Regions from separate parts of the Homo sapiens genome. Here region 1 is linked to region 2. Evidence: chromatin loops called from intact Hi-C (ENCODE). Cell type or tissue: spleen. All regions are shown on one strand.

The links. A loop is a pair of places that touch in the nucleus more often than their neighbours do. Peaks named below come from ENCODE experiments on the same cell type or tissue, not always from the same donor. Only the 100,000 strongest peaks of a DNase experiment are listed, where the experiment ranks them.
Region 1: a loop joins it to region 2, with 2.2 times the contacts of the local background. A loop is called at or near these places in 9 of 110 quality-filtered maps.

What each region holds. Positions count from the first base shown.
Region 1 is chr15:84,760,468-84,768,467 of GRCh38, reverse strand. It overlaps ZNF592 (zinc finger protein 592), which reads right to left. Exons shown (of 11, transcript NM_014630.3): 2 at 3,653-3,761. Among named protein-coding and RNA genes, the nearest start is that of ZNF592, 16 kb to the right of the region's middle. RefSeq lists enhancers at 1,379-1,878, 1,879-2,380, 7,353-7,854. In spleen, no CTCF peak of the experiment used is centred here; no DNase peak of the experiment used is centred here; H3K27ac peaks cover 2,633 bases.
Region 2 is chr15:84,698,688-84,706,687 of GRCh38, reverse strand. All of the region lies in intron 1 of SEC11A (SEC11 homolog A, signal peptidase complex subunit), which reads left to right. Among named protein-coding and RNA genes, the nearest start is that of SEC11A, 13 kb to the left of the region's middle. In spleen, no CTCF peak of the experiment used is centred here; a DNase peak (open chromatin) is centred at 3,437; H3K27ac peaks cover 1,674 bases.

The DNA.
Region 1 (8,000 bases), 62 kb before region 2:
TCAGGAGTTCAAGACCAGCCTGGTCCACATGATGAAACCTTGTCTCTACTAAAAATACAAAAATTAGCCAGGTGTGGTGGTGCACACCTGTAATCCTAGCTACTTGGGAGGCTAAGGCAGGAGAATCGCTTGAACCCAGGAGGCAGAGGTTGTAGTGAGCTGGGATCGCGCCACTGCACTCCAGTCTCCAGCCTGGGCGACAGAGCACAACTGTCTCAAAAAAAAAAAAAAAAAAAAGAAAGAAAGAAAGAAAGAAAAGGAAAGAAGATAAGAAGATACTGGCTAGGCACTATGGCTCGTGGCTGTAATCCCAAGCGTGAGGCCAAGGCAGGTAGATCATTTGAGGCCAGGAGTTCAATACCAGCTGGGCAACATGGCAAAACCCCATCTCTACAAAAAAAAAAAATTAAAATTAAAATTAAAATTAGCTGGGCGTGGTGGCACATGTCTGTAGTCCCAGCTACTCAAAAGGCTGAGGTGGGAGGATTGCTTGAGCCTGGGAGGTTGAGGCTGCAGTGAGCTGTGATTGCACCATTGCACTCCAGGGTAGGTGACACAGCAAAACCCTGTCTCAAAAAAAAGAAAAGAAAAGAAAAGAAACAAATAAAAAAAAAGAAAATACAAGTCCGTGAACAAACTGAAATACCATTGAATTGTGCACTTTAAATGGGTAAATTGTATGGCATGTGAATTATATCTCAATAAAGCTGCTATATTTTTTAAAAGATAGAAAAAGACAGAACTGGAGGGAGCTGGGATTATACAAGACAATAAAACTGACTGGGACAAGCAGAAACTAGGCATAGGCAGCAAGCACAGTTTACACAGAGCTGACAATTTAGATACAAACTGATACTTTGTAACCCGTACCCCCTTTACCTTTCCTTCTTTGCAAACAGATCTCAGCAATAACCTAGCACCACACTTTGTTAGAAGGAAACAGGACCCAGAGATTTGAGAAAAAGGGGGACAGGACTCCTCTTGTTCACACACCATCCTGGTGTGTTCCTCCCAGTAAACTTTGTAAATGCATCATCTCTTGGTAGTGGGGACCCCTAAATTTAAGCAAGAAGCCAGCAGCCTCAGACCTGCTGGGAACCAAGCCTCAACTTCCGACGCAAAGGACCCTAGAAAACAGTGTTGGCCGGGTACGGTGGCTCACATCTGTAATTCCAGCACTTTCGGAGGCCGAGGCGGGCGGATCGCCTGAGCTCAGGAGTTCGAGACCACCCAGGCAACATGGTGAAACTAAAAATACAAAAAATCTCTACAAAAATACAAAAAAATTACTAAAAATACAAAAAAATTAACCGGGTGTGGTGGTGTACGCCTCTAGTCCCAGCTACTTGGGAGGCTGAGGCAGAAGAATCACTTGAGCCCCAGAGGCGAAGGCTGTAGTGAGCCGAGATCACGCCACTGCATTCCAGCTTGGGCTACGGAATGAGACTCCATCTCGGAAAAACAAAAAGAAAACAGAAAGTGGCCATTTCACAGGATCACTCTTTCTTTGGTGGTTTTGAGGGTGCCACCAGTCTTATCTACCACAGACAACCTACAGTTCCAAAGCTTCCTAAACTGACAGGTCTGGAGGGACACGAGGAGCATGCTATTACTCTTAGAGGCATCCCTATGGTTGCCTTAGATCACCACAGGAGTTTACGAGCTGGTGAGTCAAAGGGCTGGTAAAGTTTCTCTCCCAAGTGTTCTGTTCTTATTCCCCTTTTCTTACACACACACACACACACACACACACACACACACTCTTTCTCATCCTCTCTCCCTCTATTCCTTCCTCCACGGTACACTTTCTCTCCCTCTCTTCTCTTCCCCTGTCCTCTCTCTCTCTGTCTCTCTATCCGCCCCCCAACTCTCCAGCTCCTGCTCTCTCCCTCATGCCTCTCTTCCTCCCTCTTCTCTCCTTCCCCTCTCAACAGAGATCTGGGTGTGCTCTTTCACCATGACTGCTCAGACCTGAGGGAAGCCAGCCTTCAGCAAGAAAGTAGGGCCCCAGCCAAAGCAGCCTTTCACCAACAATCCAGCATGGCAACGGATCCAATATCCAGGTGTTCTGTATGTGCCTATTGTATGTCCCTGGTGATCCAAGGGAATGATAACCTAACATGTCCCTATGTGCCTTCCTATGATTAGACAAATGGACTATTAAGAGCCTTCACATAGTGAAATGTTTACAGATAAAATGATGTGACATTTGGAATTGGCCTCAAAATAACACAGGGCAAGAGGAAGACAGCAAGGAGGGGACACATAAATGAAACAAGATTGACCATGTAGCCAGGCACGGTGGTGTGTGCTGTAGTCCCAGCTACTCGGGAGGCTGAGGTGGGAGGACTGCTTGAACCCAGGGGGTAAAGGCTGCAGTGAGTCTTGATCACACCACTGCACTCCAGCTTGGGTGACAGAGTGAGACCCTGTCTCAAAAAAACAAAACATAAAAAAAAAAAAAGGACCATGAATTGATAACTACCGAATCTGAGTGAGTACACAGAGGTTTATCATATTTTTTTTCTATATGTGTACATTTCAACACAATAGGGACCCACCCCTTGGCTAGTAGACTTTATGGGTCCAATCACACACTCATCAGGATGGCTATTATTTAAAAACAAAACAAGTCTGGGTGCGGTGGCTCATGCCTGTAATCCCTACACTTTAGGAGGCCGAGGCAGGCAGATCACAGGTCAAGAGATGGAGACCATCCTGGCCAACATGGTGAAACCCCGTCTCTACTGAAAATATAAAATTTAGCTGGGCATGGTGGCATGCACCTGTAGTCCCAGCTACTCAGGAGGCTGAGGCAGGAGAATGGCATGAACCCGGGAGGTGGAGGTTTCAGTGAGCCAAGATCACATCACTGCACTCCAGTCTGGCAACAGAGCAAGACTCTGTCTCAAAAAAAAAAAAAAAAAAAAAACAATAATAACAAGTGCTAGTGAGGATGTGGAGAAATCAGATTCCTTGTGCATCGCTGGTAGGAATGTAAAATGGTGCAGCTGCTATAGAAAGCAGTTGGCAGTTCCTTAAAAAATTAAACAGAATTACCATATGATCCAGCAATTCCACTTCTGGGTATATACTCAAAAGAATTAAGAGCGGGAGGACACAAGATACTTGTACACCCATGTTCATAGCAGGATTATTCATAACACTCAAAGGTGGAAGTAACCCAAGTATCTATCAACAGATGAAAGGATAAACAAAATGTGGTATATACACACAATGGAATATCATTCAACTTTAAAAAGGAAGGAAATTCTGACACATGCTACAACAGACAAATACTGAATGATTCCACTTACATGAGGTCCCTAGAGTAGGCAAATTCATAGAGACAAGAAGTAGAATTGGTTGCCAGGGGTTAGCAGGAGAGAGAGAGGGAGTTACTGTTTAATAGGTACAGAGTTTTAGTATGAGATGATATCAGGTTCTGGAGATGGACAGTGGTGATGCTTGTACAACTGTGAATGTATTTAATGCCACTGAGCTGCACACTTAAAAATGGTAACTTTTGTTATATGTATTTTATCATCAAAAAAAAACAAAACAAAACAAAACAAAATCCAGGGAACAAAAAAATCTCATGTTCAAACTCTTGGCTTTTCAAGGCCAGTTCAGGTCAGCCTAGACATCATACCTTAGAGAGGATCTCAAAACAAGGGTGTGGCGAGCGTTGCTAGGGGAGCAGAGCTGCGGAGAAAGGAAAAACTTCTACCTAGGCACATGGTCTAGAGTCCAAACACCACCTAAGGAAAGAAGAAAAACAAAATTTTTTTTAAGTGGGTCTGAAGGTAAGTGTTAGAGTAAGGAAAGATAGTTTAAAAAAACTAATAATAATAATCCAAGTGTAAGTAAGACCCTGAGAAAAATCCCCAAATGTAAATTCAAGCAGGCCACAAATGTAGTCAAAGACAAAACTTTTCCCAGCTCCACGTCTGCTCCCCTCCCTCTATTACAGGCTGGTGCTTCAGAGCACAGACTCCATCCGGGTTCAAATCCTAGTTCTACTACTTACTAGCCTTGAGACCTGGGGGAAGATTCTTCATCTCTGTCTGTTTCCCCATATGTAAAATGGGCTATTATAGGGATCAAATGAGTTAATATTTATAAAGCTCTTAAAACACTGTCTTTCACATAGCAAATACATGTTTGTTAAGCATTATGCCACCAACCTCAGTGGCCACCAAGCTTTCCCTCCTAAGTTTTCAGAGTGCCCCAGAAATTGCATGCAGAGAGGACAGAAAGACAAGGGAAGTAAAGCCGGGTTTAGTTTACCCCTCCACACAACTCCTCCTCCAGTGCTCGGGATGCCCGCTGAAGCTGAAGAAGCAGAGGGCCAAGCAGGGGCCAGGGGGGCAGGTGAGCTGCAGAAATCATGGCGGGGGCAGATAGCAGTGTAGGAAGAGGTCAGCACAGAGCAGGTGATGAGAATGAGGGTCAAAAAGAGGAAAGTCGGCAGAACTCTTTTTTAAAAACTAGGTGATCCCTAACTGTAGCCAAACATGAGAATCACCTTGAGAACTTTGGAAGCTACTAATACTTGGCCACTACCCCTCTAAGATTCAGATTTAATTGACTAGCGTTGAGAAACACTGGTTAACGGCCCATCAACTACATATACCCACAAGTTACCTAATAAAAGGACTCATTCCCTGAATTTCTCGTTCTGCCCATTCTCACTCTAATCCTGCATTCCCTCGCTTGACTTCATTTTTGTCCAGTTTTGACAGACCAACATTTAGTTTGGATTCTAAATAGTAATACAGACAATATTAATGTAAAAATGTAGAAGGGAAGGGAAAGAAACTAATTATCTCAATTCTACAGAAAGAAACTAGAGAAAACTTTCCTGAAGTTTTTCCTTTTCTTATTTGGGCTTTCACATTTCAAAACATAAACTAACAAGCAGACACTGTGCTGTCCAAATGAGGACAAAAGTTAGAGATCAGGGGCCAAGGGGTGTCTTAGGTCTGCTGTCCAATAGTAAATAAATTGGGAGGTGCTCCAATGAGTATACTAGGTTATTTACTCCAGATTAACCTTGGTTCCTCTGGCCACCAGTTTCTGTTGGGTTATCCAGACAGTCTCTCTCACATGCGCAATCATGCAGTTTGGATGCAGAATGGCTAACAAACCTGAGTGTCAGGCTTCACTTCCAGGCTGGCTGCTTCTCCCAGGTCACCCTAATCACACACGCATGCTTGGATGTGTAGGAATCTTACAGTTTATAACACACTCTTCACACTGCACAAGGAACTCACCAGTGAGTGAACTAAGACTGGCACTCAGGCTCCTGCCTGCCCCCAAGGACCAAGCTGCCCCTGTACTTTGGACTCCAAACCAGCAGGTCAGTTTTCACATTTCAAGTTTCCCAACACACTCATCTTCCCAAGGTGCTACTGAATAGGGCACAAATTTTCCTTCAATTTGGTATTGAGACATTCACCACAGCCCTTGCCATAATGATGACACAACTTAGAGTGTTATAAGACCAAGATTAGACAACATTGCTCTAGAACACTGTTCTAGATTAGAGCTTCTTCCAACACTAGAAAGATTCAGGACTATCGGAGCCAAAGAGATTCTAGAAAACCATTAAATTTAAACCACTTACTCTACAAGCAAGGAAACTGAGGCCCAGAGAGGTGAGGTAATCAAATAAGAAAAGGGACATAAACTGAAGAGTTTTTATTACTGTGGAAGATTCCTGTTATTCCTGGCAAGGTCAGGGGGCCCTTGCTTGCCCTTCCCATCAGAGCAGCTGAAGTCTCCTACTCACAGTTACCCTTCAAATCTCTCCACCAAATACAGGGGATAAGGCTTATTTAACCCTCAGACCAGTGCTTCTTAGACCTGGAGCGATCCTAATGCCTAACCCCAGCTCAGACCAATTAAACCAGAAATTACAGAGGTGGAGCCACCATAGGATCCCCAAAATCCGTACCTTCCCCCATGGGTTCCTTAAACCCTCCCCAGCCTGAAGGGCTTTTGCACTTGCTCTTTTCTCCAATCTGATTGCTCTTTTCTCAGATATCTGCGTGGCTCCCTCTCTCACTTCCTTCAGACCTCCGCTCAAAGGCCATTTAATCCATGAGATTTCTCTGACTTCTCAATTTAAAATAGAAGACCTTCCTCCCCACCAAACCCCTCATCCACCAAGCCTGCTTCATTTTTCTCCATAACACTTTTCACCATCTCTTATATTTTATCTTACTTATTATCTATAAATGCATACAAACCAGAATGAGCCCTATAAGAGTAAGATTTGTGTTTATTTTGTTCCTTGTTATATTCCCAGTGCCTAGAATAGTGCCTGGCACATAGCAGACCATCACATATATACTCTAAATGAACACATCAGGAACACAAATCTCAAAATATGACTCATACCAAAAGATCATAAAGAAGCAGCCGTTTGGTTGATTATACCAAAAACACTTCTTCACTGATCTCATCTTGGCACAACCCTTATCAAAAACAGGATAGAAGCCTAATGAAACAGAAACCATTCAGAAATACTTTCAGAAATAAGTATTTCTAGACAATTAATCCAATCCAATGGGTTTGTTCGTCAAAGACAATTTGTTCTGAGAAATAAACATACGGAAACAGAAAATGAACTTGAAAGGTGATGGAACAAATGGCTTTCAGATATCATCTTAGCATATGTGCAGATTCAGAAGAAAGCCTGAGAGCACTGACAGCTGTACTCAGACAGGAAGAGTTTTCAGCAGACCAGAAAGAACAGACAGGCTCCTCTCCTGGGATTACAGCCCGTGAGGTGAAGGTGCCATCTGGGATACTATTGCCTGCTTACCCCCAGACCCCTCAACCTGATGAACACCTTCAGCAACCTGAGGATGACCCTTCCTTTTCCTTTCTCCTACTTACACCCCACCTGCTTCCAAAACTCACTTGAAACCACTGACAACACTTTAAACTCTACCACATTGGAAGCACTGGAAGCCTTTGTCAAGGCAGCCACACAGCAGTTGGGGAGCATCCCGCCATTACCAAGTCTCACTGATGTCATCTGCTCCATCCCATGTCTGCCGACCCCCTGGTCCTTGCTCTTTCCTTGCCCTCTCTGGTCTTTCCCTACTTGGTCATCCTGCAAATTTCTTTAAGACTAATCCTTCCCAAACACCATTTTTATCAGGTCACTTACTCTGCTCAAAAACTCCCTGGGCCGGGCATGGTGGTTCATGCCTGTAATCTCAGCACTTTGGGAGGCCAAGGTGGGTGGATCACCTGAGGTCAGGAGTTTGAGACTGGCCTGGCCAACATGGCGAAACCCCATCTCTACTAAAAATACAAAAAAATTAGCCAGGTGTGGTGACGCATGCCTGTAATCTCAGCTACTTAGGAGGCTGAGGCAAGAGAATTGCTTGAATCCGGGAGATGGAGGTTGCAGTGAGCCAAGATTGTGCCATTGCACCCCAATCTGGGCAACAAGAGGGAAACTCTGTCCTAAAAAAAAAAAAACTTCTTCCTGTAGCCTACCATATTAGGTCCAAGCCCTGGGCCAGGCTTTCAAAAACCTCCATAATCTAGGCCTAAGACCAGGGCTACTGTGTTTTTCAGCAGCTGCCCCTCACTGGTCTTGCAGCACCAACTCACTGCCTCCCTGCTGAACAGCACCAGTAAGAGATGGGGTATAGAGACTGGAACAGACTGGACCATGTCTCTGAACTCCGTTCCTACTGAGAGCATCCTCTTCATCCTCCTCTCTTCCACCCAACCACACTCCTTCTCTCCTACTCCAGCTGCTAGCTACACTGCCCTTTGCTACCCTATCTCTACACCACACACACACCGCAGACATGCACGCATGTACTTTCATTCATTCAATAATATTGAGCACCATTACTGTGTGCCAGGCCTTGTTCTAGTCACTGTGGATACCACAGTGGACACCACAGTGAACAGAACAAATGAAATTCCTGCCCATGTAGAGCTGATAATCCACTGGAAGGAGACAGACA
Region 2 (8,000 bases):
GTTAGCTTTCGAATAAAGATAAAACAAAAGTTACGTTTCTGTTATAACTATCCTTTGTTTCTGTAATTGGTCACATGATCATAGCTGTTTTCTTTCTCTGCTCTCAGCAAGAACCTAAATTGGTCATAATTTCTTGCCTGATGGGGTGACCTACCCTTCTTTATTGAAGGGTTGTCATAAGAAGTCCTACCTGAATTGGGTTGTTGGAGTTTTCACTGACTTTTAGATGGGAGTACTGAGGGGCCCCAGAGATCCCCTATATTCCAGTTATATTTGCTTCCCTCATGGTGTAGTAGCAACCCTATTTCTCTCTGATGGTCAGGATCAATCACCCTAGCCAATTATAACCCTGCTGCATTTTGGTTCTCTAGAATGAGGAGCCCGAAGTGACCAAGTAGCAGTCTTAACATTCAGTTTAATGGAACCATTATGTCCCTTAATGGATGGATTAAAACCTTTGTGAATTAAAACCTTTAAATCAGGCCAGGTATGGTGGCTCATGCCTGTAATCCTAGTACTTTGGGAGGCTGAGGCAGGTGGATCACCTGAGGTCAGGAGTTCGAGACCAGCCTAGCCAACAAGGTGAAACCCCGTCTCCACTAAAAATAAAAAAATTTTTGGACATTGTGGCGGGCACCTGTATTCCCAGCTACTCAGTAGAGGCAGGAGAATCGCATGAACCCAGGAAGCAGAGGTTGCAGTGAGCTGAGATCGTGCCACTGCACTCCAGCCTGGGTGACAAGAGCAAGACTCCATCTCAAAATAAATAAATAAATAAAACCTTTAAATCAGCAGATTTAAAAGTTGTAAGGATGGGAAGCATAATTTTTTTTTTGATGGAATCTCGCTCTCTTGCCCAGGCTGGAGTGCAGTGGTGCGATCTCGGCTCACTGCAACTTCTGCCTCCTGGGTTCAAGCGGTTCTCCTGCCTCAGTCTCCTGAGTAGCTGGGACTACAGATGCACACCACCACGCCTGGCTAATTTTTGTATTTTTAGTAGAGGCGGGGTTTCACCATGTTGACCAGGCTAGTCTCGAACTCATGACCTCAGGTAATCCACCTGCCTCGGCCTCCCAAAGTGCTGGGATTACAGGTGTGAGCCACTGCGCCTGGTCTGGAAGCAGAAATTTCGCTACCAGATCATTAGGGGTAATAATGAGAGGAGTCACACCCATTCCTATCCTTTAATTCCTGGACTAGTGAATCCTAGCTATAGAAAAAACAGCACCAAATGTTGGTTGTCAGTTCAGATCATATACAACATACTGGAGAACATTAGACATTACCCCAGCCCCACAAAGTGTTGCCACCTAGCTGGTGCCATAACTGCATTCTGAAAAGGCCATTTCTGTCACGCAGAAGACAGTAACTGTAGCAGTAATTGAACAGGGAAAATCTAATATAAGTAACTGTTAACTACTAAAAGATGCTAAACTACTAAAAAGGGATAAAAGAGGACTCTTGGCTGGGCTCAGTGGCTCAGGCCTATAATCCCAGCACTTTGGGAAGCCTGGACAGGAGGATCACTTGAGGCCAGGAGTTCAAGACCAGCCTGGGCAATATAGTGAGACCCCGTCTCTACAAGAAATTAAAGTATTAGCCAGGCGTGGTGGTACTCACCTGTAGTCCTAGCTACTCGGTAGGCTGAGGTGGGAGAATCACTTGAGCCCAGAAGTTTGAGCCTGCAGTGAGCTATGATCATACTACTGTACTCCAGCCTGGGCAACAGAATGAGACCCTTTCTCTTTAAAAAGAGAAAAAAAAAAAGACTCCAGAAGTAGCATATGCAGAAAACAGCTACTATCCTCCAGGATGAGGAAGAGTGAACAAAGAAAGAACTAAGAAAGCACCTTACCCCAAACCCCTCCCAAGCCTGAGATTCAGACCTTTTGGTGAGGGTTTGGCTGCCACAGGAACATGCAACCTATCATGGCAATACCATTTGCCAGAGTACTGACCTGGAGCTGGTTTATAGTCGTGAATTACTGGAAGGTTAAGAAATTTGGCAGAGAGTGAGTGTGGGCTGGAGTCAACCTTGATGGTCCCTGAGGTGAGCACTATCAGGCTTCCAACACACAGACCCACTGGGTATCAGGTGGAATAAAATCATGTTGAAACCAGGAAGGGAAGCCCTCTGTTGCTTTGCAGTGGTCTTTCAATACCCTTTATTAATTAAACCTAACATTAAGCTAGCTGGCGGAGGATTTGTGTTTATAGGATTCAGCTTGAGTAACACAAGGAAGGAGGGTGGATTTGGAGTTGAGAGACAATAAATCGAAAACTGGCCTACTATTCTATTATTTCAGGCCAGCTACTTCAAGGTGATGAGGGACATAGTAAGACTAGTGAATTCCATGACTGCTTGTCCACTGCTGTGTTTTAGTTGCTATAAAGTAAGTCCCCCTGTCAGAAGCAATGTTGTATGGGATACCACAATGAGGAATAAGGCATTCTGTAAGATCATGGATGGTGCTTTTTGACAGAAATACTAAGGACAAGGAAGACCAATCTATATCCGGAGTTTACTCTAGCAAGAAGAAATTGCTGTTCCTTTCATGATTGAAATGATCCAGTATGATCAGCGTGCCATCAGGATTGGTGGCAGTGTTGGTTTTTTGCGGTTGGCAGGGTAGTCACTCAGTGTTGGCTAGAACCTAATAGGTCTTGGTGAGTGGAAGTCCATGTTGCTAACCTTTATCTTGGCTGCTGCAGCCACTTTGGTCATGAGTCCGTTGGGTAAGACAGGTGGCTGGGGAAATAGGCTGACTGACATCCACAGAAGAAGTCATTTTTGTTCACCTGATTATTAAGAGCTTCTGCTGAGGTAATTCTGTGATGAGCACTTATATGGCACACAATTATCTTCATATTCTATATACGTATTTGGAGTGCTCCATCCACATATCTCTTCCTCAGACTTCTTGTCTCAACTTTCCAGTGATGTCCCCTCCAAGTCGCTGTCCATCCAGCCAAACTGCTAGTCATTTTTGAATCAATGTAAATCTACATCTGTAGTCATCTCTCCATCCAGGCAAAATGAACAACTGCTGTATCGCTTGAAGCTGCCCATTGGGAGGATTTCTCTTCCTCACAATCCTTCATGATCAACCCTGCATGAGATTGTAATGCTATAGCTGTCTGCTTTCAGTTAGTGCTAGAGGGTTTATGTTGAACCATCACAAATCAGGCCTAAAGTGTTCCTTAGTCAGCTGTCAGAGGGAGCTCCTCATGAGGCAGTAAATGCAAGATGAGAGAGGAAGCAGGGTAGCATCGTTAGGAGCCATGGGTATCTGAGTCACTTGCTCATATTTACTTGTGTCTTCAAGACATGCTTGAGCCCAGTCTTCTGTATACCACTTACACTTAATGATGGAGTACTTACTGCTGTGCATGCCCTATTTTTTGGCTTGGTGAATCTGACAGCGTCCAGGCATCCGGTGCATGTCAGGGAGTTCAGGTCACATGGTAACTTGGCCCATGGTCAAGTTGTTAGTCTCTACAAGAACTCAGTAGCAAACAAAAAGCTGTTACTCAAGAGGAGAATAATTCTCCAAAGGACAGTATAGCTTTGTCCCCAATCCCAAAGGTCTTGCCTGTCATTTACTTATAAAGGACTGCTGATGGCTCCATATAGCATCCCTATCCATTACAGACACACCAGTCATCATGAAATCTTCTGAGTCACGTGGGTACTACTGTAATCCCAGGTACTAGTACAGCTTTCAAAGCTTGGACCTGTTGCGGAACCTTACTTAAAACTGGCTTAAAATGGGCTTACTAAATAAATAGAGTAAGTTGGGGAGTATTCACTTTTCTGCAATTTTCTGGAAGAGTTAGTGTGTAGAATTGTTAGAATTGTTTTCCTTAAATGTCTGGTGGAATTTGCCAGTGAATACCATCTGAGCCTGGAGTTTTCTTTGTGGGAAGATTTTAAATCCATAAATTCAAATTATATGTAGGTCTATTCAGGTTGTCTATTTCTTCTTGAGTGAATTTTGGTAGTTGGTATCAAGGAATTGACTTACTTCATCAAAGTTGTCTAATATGTAAAGTTGTGTAATATATTGGTATAAATATATTTATAAACTGGGCACTGTTGCTTGTGTCTATAATCTCAGCTGCTCAGGAGGCTGAGGCAGGACGATTGTTGAGCCCAGGAGTTTGAAACCAGCCTGGGCAACATAGCAAGACCTCATCTCTAAAATTTTTTTTTTTTTTTTTGAGACGGAGTTTCGCTTTTGCTGCCCAGGCTGGAGTGCAGTGGTGCATGCGATCTTGGCTCACTGTTGCAGTGAGCCTCCCGGGTTCAAGTGATTCTCCTGCCTCAGCCTCCCGAGTAGCTGGGATTACGGGTGCCCGCCACCACGCCCAGCTAATTTTTGTATTTTTAGTAGAGATGGGGTTTCACCATGTTGGCCAGGCTGGTCTCAAACTCCTGATCTCAGGTGATCCGCCTACCTCGGCCTCCCAAAGTGCTGGGATTACAGGTGTGAGCCACTGCGCCCAGCCAAAAATTTTTGAAAAAATTAGCCGGGTTATTAGTTGCAGAAATGTTTAGAATTTTTACATTCTCATGATGAACTTACCTCCCTATTATTATTATTATTATTATCATTGTTATTGAGACAGACTCTCGCTGTGTCTCCAGGCTGGAGTGCAGTGGCACGATCTCGGTTCACTGCCACCTCCGCCTCCCGGGTTCAAGCAATTCTCCTGCCTCAGCCTCCCAAGTAGCTGGGACTACAGCCGCACGCCACCACACCCAGCTAATTTGTGTATTTTTAGTGAAGATGGGGTTTCACCATGTTGGCCAGGATGGTCTCGATCTCTTGACCTGTGATCCGCCCACCTTGGCCTCCCAATGTGCTGGGATTACAGGTGTGAGCCACTGTGCCCGGCCAAAATCTACTTTGTATGATATTAATGCAACCACTCCAGCTTGCTTTTTTTTTCTTCAATTTTCTTTTGATTAATGTAAGCATGATATGTGTTTTTCTCTTTTTTTCTTTCACAATATTTGTGTCTTTATATTTAAAGTGCATTTTTTGTAGGCAGCATATAATTGAACGTTGTTTTATTTATCCAAGTGGACAATATTTAACTTCTAAGTATAGTATTTAGATCATTTACATTTTTTTTTCTTGAAACGGAGTCTTGCTTTGTTGCCCAGGCTGGAGTGCAGTGGCATGATCTCAATAAGTATAAAATATAAGTATCTATTATGCCTGTAATCCCAGCTACTTGGGAGGCTGAGGCAGGAGAATTGCTTGAACCCGGGAGGTGGAGGTTGCAGTGAGCTGGGATCATGCCATTGCACTCCACCCTAGGCAACAAGAGCAAAACTCCATCTCAAAAAAAAAATTATTATTATTATTGTTATTGAGATGGAGTCTTGCTATGTTGCCCAGGCTGGTCTCAAACTCATAGGCTCAAGTGATCCTCCCACTACAGCCTCTTGCTGAGTAGCTGGGACTATAAGTGCATGCCACCATGCCTGGCTCAGTCTTTTTTTTTTTTTTTTTCCTATTTGCTTTTTCATTTGAGATAATTTCTATTGTTATGACTTCAAGTTTGCTAAACTTTTCTTCTGAGGTGCCTAGTCAGCTGTTATTTTCACCTGTCTGCTGTTTATTTCAGACATTGTTATTTTTTGTCTCTAGAAGTTTGATTTAGGTCTTGGATTTTTTTTTTTTTTTTTTTTTTGATATGGAGTTTCGCTCTTGTTGCCCAGGTAGGAGTACATGCAATGGCGTGATGTCGGCTTACTGCAACCTCTGCCTTCCGGGTTCAAGTGACTCTGCTACCTCAGCCTCCCTAGTAGCTGGGATTACAGGCATGCGCCACCACGCCTGGCTAATTTTGTATTTTTAGTAGAGACAGAGTTTCTCCATGTTGGTCAGGCTGGTCTCAAATTCCCAACCTCAGGTTATCTGCCTGCCTCGGCTTCCCAAAGTGCTGGGATTACAGGTGTGAGCCACCGCGCCTGGCCTCTGGATATTTTTTCTATCATCCACATCTCTACTTAATGTGCTAACTTTTCCCCTACCTTTTTTTTTTTTTTTTTTTTTTTTTTTTTTTTTTTTTTTTTTTTTTTGAGACAGAGTCTTCCTCTGTCACCCAGGCTCGAATGCAGTGGTGTGATCTCGGCTCACTGCAACCTCCACCTCCTGGGTTCAAGCAATTCTCCTGCCTCAGCCTCCTGATTAGCTAGGACTACAGGCATGCGCCACCATGCCCGGCTAATTTTTGTATTTTTAGTAGAGATGGGATTTTACCATGTTGGCCAGGCCAGTCTAGAACTCCTGACCATGTGATCTGCCCGCCTTGGCCTCCTAAAGTTCTGGGATTACAGGCATAAGCCACCTCGCCCAGCAAATATCCCTTTCTACTAATCCTATAATTTCTGCCATTTCTGGGTCTGTTTCTGTTTATTGATTTTTCTCATTATAGGTCATATTTTCTTGCCTCTTTGCATGTCTGGTAGTTTTTTATTGGTTGCCAGACTTTGTGAATTTTACCTTTTTGGGTGCTGGATATGTTTGGATTTGCATAAATATTCTTGAGCTTTATTCTGGGTTACAGGCAAGTTAGTTGGAAACAGTTTGGTCTTCTCAAGCTCTTGTGAAGCTTTGTTAGATGGATCCAGAGCGGCCTTTAGTCTGTGGCTAATTTTGCACTACAAGTGAGTAATACCTTTCTGAGTACTCTAATCCAAAGCCCCGTGAAGATTTCCACTCTGTCTGGTGGAAACAAACTATTCTTACGCCATAAGAGCTGTGAGAATTGTTCCATCCGCTGCTTTTAGATGGTTGTTTTTCCATCCTCAGGAGTCCCCTCACATGCATGCACTGATCATTGCTTTTGCCTCCCTGAACTCCCAGTTCTTTTTTTTGTGTGTGTGTGTCTTTGTTTTTTTCTTTTTCCGTGGAGAACGGGGATCTTGCTGTATTGCCCAGGCAGGTCTTGAACTCCTGGGCTCAAGCTATCCTCCTGCCTCTGCCTCCCTAAGAGCTGGGATTACAGGCATGAGCCACCGTGCCTGGCTGAACTCCCCAGTTCTTTATCCTCAAGTCAGGGAGACTGCTAGGCTCTGTCTGCATTTCTCCTTTGCCCTGTGGTCTGGAAATTCTCCGATCTATAAGTTGAGGCAGTTGTAGGTCTCACCTTCTTTGTTTCCCCTTTCTAAGTAATCACAGTCCTTACTACCTGAACACAGTCATATAGCCAATGTCCGAAAACCCTTGTTTCATATATTTTGTCCAGTGTTTTAGTTATTTCAGGCAGGAAGGTAAATTTGGTCTCTTTAACTCATTTTGGCTAGAACAGCATATTTTGTTTTTTTTGTTTCCTGGTTTTTTTTTTTTTTTTTTTGGAGACAAGAGTCTTGCTCTGTTGCCCAGGCTGGAGTGCAGTGGTGTGATCTCAGCTCACTGCAACCTCTGCCTCCCAGGTTCAAGTCATCCTCCCACCTCAACCTCCCGAGCAGCTGGGACCACAGGCACGTGCCACCACGCCTGGCTAAATTTTGTATTTTTGGTAGAGATGGGGTTTCGCCATGTTGGCCAGGCTGGTCTCAAACTCCTGGCCTCAAGTGATCTGCCCTCCTTGGCCTCGCAAAGTGCTGGGAGTATAGGCATGAGCCACCACTCCTGGCCAGGACAGCATATTTTGGAAATTCACCTATGTTGCATGTGTCAATAGTTAATTCCTTTGTATTCCTGAGTAGTATTCCATTTTGTGGAAATACTACGATTTATGTACGGGTTGAGTATCTGTTATCTGAAATGCTTGGGGCCAGAAGTATTTTGGACTTTTTTTTTATTTTGGAATACTTCTATTTGCATTTTACCGGTTGAACATCCCAAATCTGAAATATCCAAAATCCAAAATGTTCCAGTGAGCCTGAATTCATCTGTTGATGGGCATTTGAGTTATTTCCGGTTTGAGGCTATTATGAGGGAAGCTGCTGTACATGTGTTTGTATATGTTAAATGTGTTTT